Linked DNA regions of Homo sapiens: region 1 is linked to region 2. A link is a contact called in ENCODE Hi-C or POLR2A ChIA-PET data. All regions are on one chromosome and are shown on one strand. Each heading gives the region's core, a stretch centred on a gene start or an enhancer-like site at or near the end of the contact. The rest is flanking DNA. Distances are from core to core; before and after follow the strand shown.

Evidence for each region. Hi-C counts contacts between places; a loop is a spot of excess contacts on that map. ChIA-PET counts read pairs that join two places held with the same protein, here RNA polymerase II (POLR2A). Pooled maps may share reads with other maps.
Region 1: a map with no recorded cell type shows a loop between it and region 2 (7-fold over the local background). The contact joins the promoter of IFITM1 here to the promoter of IRF7 in region 2. A Hi-C loop is called at or near these places in 1 of 37 single-sample maps with no recorded cell type and 2 of 50 pooled maps. POLR2A ChIA-PET finds 5 or more read pairs at or near these places in 1 of 52 experiments (activated CD4-positive, alpha-beta T cell).

Annotation. Positions count from the first base shown.
Region 1 is chr11:312,790-315,289 of GRCh38, reverse strand. It overlaps IFITM1 (interferon induced transmembrane protein 1), which reads right to left and starts at 1,250. Exons shown (of 2, transcript NM_003641.5): 1 at 934-1,250; 2 at 18-368. The coding sequence starts at 1,119. The coding sequence ends at 177. RefSeq lists enhancers at 257-416, 947-1,286, 754-1,309, 1,310-1,865.
Region 2 is chr11:614,674-617,199 of GRCh38, reverse strand. It overlaps IRF7 (interferon regulatory factor 7), which reads left to right and starts at 1,250. Exons shown (of 11, transcript NM_001572.5): 1 at 1,250-1,287; 2 at 1,553-1,855; 3 at 1,941-2,103; 4 at 2,193-2,403. The coding sequence starts at 1,836. It overlaps CDHR5 (cadherin related family member 5), which reads left to right. Exons shown (of 15, transcript NM_021924.5): 15 at 1-617. RefSeq lists an enhancer at 1,794-2,388.

The DNA.
Region 1 (2,500 bases), core at 1-2,500, 300 kb after region 2:
ATGAAGTCACAGCATCATCACAAGCACGTGCACTTTATTGAATGACACTGTAGACAGGTGTGTGGGTATAAACTGCTGTATCTAGGGGCAGGACCAAGGGGGCAGGGGCAACAGCCCCAGCGTGCAGGGCCAGCATTGCACAGTGGAGTGCAAAGGTTGCAGGCTATGGGCGGCTACTAGTAACCCCGTTTTTCCTGTATTATCTGTAACATAATATGGTAGACTGTCACAGAGCCGAATACCAGTAACAGGATGAATCCAATGGTCATGAGGATGCCCAGAATCAGGGCCCAGATGTTCAGGCACTTGGCGGTGGAGGCATAGGCCTGGGCCCCGGTCACGTCGCCAACCATCTTCCTGTCCCTAGACTGGGGGAGAGGAGATGGTGAGGGGACCAGGATCCCCCAGCTGAGAGCCGCGTGCTATGGCTCCGTCTCCTCCCCGCCCTGAGATCAGGGACCACCTCCTCCCCTTCCTCACCCGGGCTCAGACTCTCCAGGAGCCTCGGGGCTCATCCTCCTTCTGCCTTGGCCCCAGCACAGGCTGTTCTCCCCACCATGGGGTGAAGTCACCTGTGAGTTCCCTTCTCACTTTCTGGGAGAGCCTGGGTGCCAGTCTGGAAGGTGAGGGTGTAATTTCTTACTGGGCTATAGGGAGAATTGCTCTGGGCTAATGGATAGCCAGGGACAGACTCTGAGCCAGCCAGCCAGCCTCCTGGAGCCTCCTCCTAGACCTGCACTGGGCAGATTCCCCAAAGCCACACACACACACAGATCACACAGACAAAGCTACTGACGTGAGCACACACGGGGCAGAGGTGCACACAAACTCACAGTCACAGGGACACACAAGTCCCCACCCCAGGCAGCATGTGGGCAGGTGGAGCCCCAGGCTCACCGGCACCCCCTGGATTTCCGCCAGGGCCATACGCACCTTCACGGAGTAGGCGAATGCTATGAAGCCCAGACAGCACCAGTTCAAGAAGAGGGTGTTGAACAGGGACCAGACGACATGGTCGGGCACGGAGGTCTCGCTGTGGATGTTGATCACGGTGGACCTTGGAAGGATGGTGCTGGGGGGTGGCCCCAGCACAGCCACCTCATGTTCCTCCTTGTGCATCTTCTGGCTTTGGGGAAGGAAGTGTTGAGTGAAGGTTTGAGAAGTGTGGTTTTCTGCGTGGAGCGAAGGGCCGCTGTGGTGTCCGGATGCTGGGACGGTGCTCAGTGAGACCTCCTTTCCCCTGTCGTTTCAGTTTCTCAGAAGTGTGTATTTCTCTTAAGTTTCTATTTCCTGCTGTTTGTAAATTGGTGAATTAGCCAGGGACCAATGAGGTGTGGTTTAACTTCTTGAGGATCAAATTACTTTATGGCAGGGTGGGAGGAAAGGCTGAAGGCTAAGGAGAGAGGCTTCCTCATCAGAAACTCAAGTCAGGACTAGTGACTTCCTAAGTGTTGGGTTTAGGGGGCCCTGGGGATTTTACCCAGGCTTGGGTTCTGTCCACCCCAGGCCAGCAAGTACAGGACCTCACTGTCCCGGTTCAGGGCCCCTGCCAGGCCCCCACACTCCAGGCGCCAGGACAATCCCCCAAAAGCCCTCACCTCACTTGTCGCAGGCCTCTCTCCTGAAATCCTTGCTCTTTCCTCAGGCTGCAGTCCTGCTCTGTGCGGGTTTGGGGACTAAACCTCCCAGTGTCTCCTGGTGCAGGTCAGAGGCCTGGTGGCCAAAGTTTCCTGCCCCAAAGCAGCCCTCCAGGCCCAGGAACGGGGACTCTGGGGAGAACTGACTCCCCAGAGGGTAGTGTGTTGAGACACGGGGAGGATTCCAGGGCCTGTAGGGGCAGCTTCAGAGCACAGGGCACACATGTGCCACCCCCTACCTTCCGGGTCCCAGCAATTCCCATGGCTTTGGTTGGGGTGAGTGCTGGATGACCTAGGCGTTGGGTCCTAGCCATGCAGGAGAGACCTGGAGGGTTGGCAAAGCCAAGTCTGGGGCTGTCAGGCCTGGGTGCCCCTTCACAGGGACGGGGAATTGTAGACTGAGTAGCAGAAGGGAGCCCTCAGGCACAAGGATCATGAATTACAAATTGCAAATTACATAAAGGAAAAATCAGAGCCCAAAGGTGGGCCTGCAATTATTAATGTAATGTTCTTAAGTTCTCTTTCTGCTTTCGTTTCTGCCTGCTTTAAGTCTGCTGTTACTTTTCTACAGAGATAAAATCCACTGTTTGCATCCAACCATTTCTTTTTATTGTTTGTGTAAACCAATGAATTTGTATTACTATCTCATGGCTGGAGTTCTGAAGTAAAACCATACTTTTGCTTGAGTGTGTATGTGTGTATATGTGCACATACACATATTTCGTTATGTGTTTTTGGCCACAAGTTACCAAATTTAGCTTAAACTTAAAGAGTACTCATAAATTAAATAATAAGCCTAAATGCTTTTCACGTTCATGTGACTTAAGTAGAATCTTTAATAAGCTAGCTTTAAAATTACTGGT
Region 2 (2,526 bases), core at 1-2,500:
CCCCTGTCGTCATTAGCGCTTGAGCCCAGGTGTGCAGATGAGGCGGTGGGTCTGGCCACGCTGTCCCCACCCCAAGGCTGCAGCACTTCCCGTAAACCACCTGCAGTGCCCGCCGCCTTCCCGAGGCTCTGTGCCAGCTAGTCTGGGAAGTTCCTCTCCCGCTCTAACCACAGCCCGAGGGGGGCTCCCCTCCCCCGACCTGCACCGGAGATCTCAGGCACCCGGCTCATCTCAGACCTCCCGCTCCCGACCCTACACAGAGATTGCCTGGGGAGGCTGAGGAGCCGATGCAAACCCCCAAGGCGACGCACTTGGGAGCCGGTGGTCTCAAACACCTGCCGGGGGTCCTAGTCCCCTTCTGAAATCTACATGCTTGGGTTGGAGCGCAGCAGTAAACACCCTGCCCAGTGACCTGGACTGAGGCGCGCTGGGGGTGGGTGCGCCGTGTGGCCTGAGCAGGAGCCAGACCAGGAGGCCTAGGGGTGAGAGACACATTCCCCTCGCTGCTCCCAAAGCCAGAGCCCAGGCTGGGCGCCCATGCCCAGAACCATCAAGGGATCCCTTGCGGCTTGTCAGCACTTTCCCTAATGGAAATACACCATTAATTCCTTTCCAAATGTTTTAATTGTGAGAGTATCTGATATTCTTGACTGAACAATGTAAAAAACCCAAAGGGGGCTGCGCACGGCGGCTCTCGCCTAAATCCCAGCACTTTGGGAGGCCGAGGTGGGCAGATCACCTGAGGTCGGGAGTTCGACACCAGCCTGACCAACATAGAGAAACCCCGTCTCTACTAAAAATACAAAATTAGCCGGGCGTGGTGGTTCATGCCTGTAATCCCAGCTACTCGGGAGGCTTAGGTAGGAGAATCACTTGAACCCGGGAGGCGGAGGTTGTGGTGGGCCAAGATTGTGCCACCGCACTCCAGCCTGGGTAACAAAAGCGAAACTCCATCTCAAAAAAAGAAACGCAAACGGTGCAGCTGCCCCTTTTTCGAGGCACGTCCACCTCCCATTACCCACTTCCTTTTTTTTTTGAGACTGAGTCTTGCTCTGTCCCCTGGGCTGTAGTGGAGTGGCTCCATCTCGGCTCACTGCAGCCACTCCCAACGCCCTCCACTCCTCCCTACTCCGCGCTGGCCGGGGCGGGGTTCCGCTGGTCGCATCCAATAATAAGAACAGGCGGCGCGCGCCCTTCCCGGAAACTCCCGCCTGGCCACCATAAAAGCGCCGGCCCTCCGCTTCCCCGCGAGACGAAACTTCCCGTCCCGGCGGCTCTGGCACCCAGGTACTGGGGACCCCAGACCCACGCGGTGCAGGCCGGGAGCGAGAGCCTCCGTGGGGGCTCCGTGACCCCGGAGGGGTAGAGCCAAGAGCTGGGGGAGCCTGAGAGATGAGGGTCGGGCGGGGAGGGAGGCGGAGGCGGAGGCGGGGTTCCGCGGAGCTGAGAACCGGACGGGGTGGGATCGAGGAGGGTGCGAAGCGCCACTGTTTAGGTTTCGCTTTCCCGGGAGCCTGACCCGCCCCTGACGTCGCCTTTCCCGTCTCCGCAGGGTCCGGCCTGCGCCTTCCCGCCAGGCCTGGACACTGGTTCAACACCTGTGACTTCATGTGTGCGCGCCGGCCACACCTGCAGTCACACCTGTAGCCCCCTCTGCCAAGAGATCCATACCGAGGCAGCGTCGGTGGCTACAAGCCCTCAGTCCACACCTGTGGACACCTGTGACACCTGGCCACACGACCTGTGGCCGCGGCCTGGCGTCTGCTGCGACAGGAGCCCTTACCTCCCCTGTTATAACACCTGACCGCCACCTAACTGCCCCTGCAGAAGGAGCAATGGCCTTGGCTCCTGAGAGGTAAGAGCCCGGCCCACCCTCTCCAGATGCCAGTCCCCGAGCGCCCTGCAGCCGGCCCTGACTCTCCGCGGCCGGGCACCCGCAGGGCAGCCCCACGCGTGCTGTTCGGAGAGTGGCTCCTTGGAGAGATCAGCAGCGGCTGCTATGAGGGGCTGCAGTGGCTGGACGAGGCCCGCACCTGTTTCCGCGTGCCCTGGAAGCACTTCGCGCGCAAGGACCTGAGCGAGGCCGACGCGCGCATCTTCAAGGTGGGGACCCCAGCCCCGCCCCGCCCCGGGTGGGAGAGCCCGCCTAGGACCCCGCGGGCCCGGCACACGTGTTCTGTCCCCCTCTTCAGGCCTGGGCTGTGGCCCGCGGCAGGTGGCCGCCTAGCAGCAGGGGAGGTGGCCCGCCCCCCGAGGCTGAGACTGCGGAGCGCGCCGGCTGGAAAACCAACTTCCGCTGCGCACTGCGCAGCACGCGTCGCTTCGTGATGCTGCGGGATAACTCGGGGGACCCGGCCGACCCGCACAAGGTGTACGCGCTCAGCCGGGAGCTGTGCTGGCGAGGTGAGCGACGCCGGCTGCCAAGGGCGTTGGCATTCGTCCTGCTTGGGCAAAGGGGAACATTCTCTGGGTCAGATTTGTGGTTTTAGAAGCTGTTCTGGGAGAGGCTGCCAGCAGGCCCAGGAC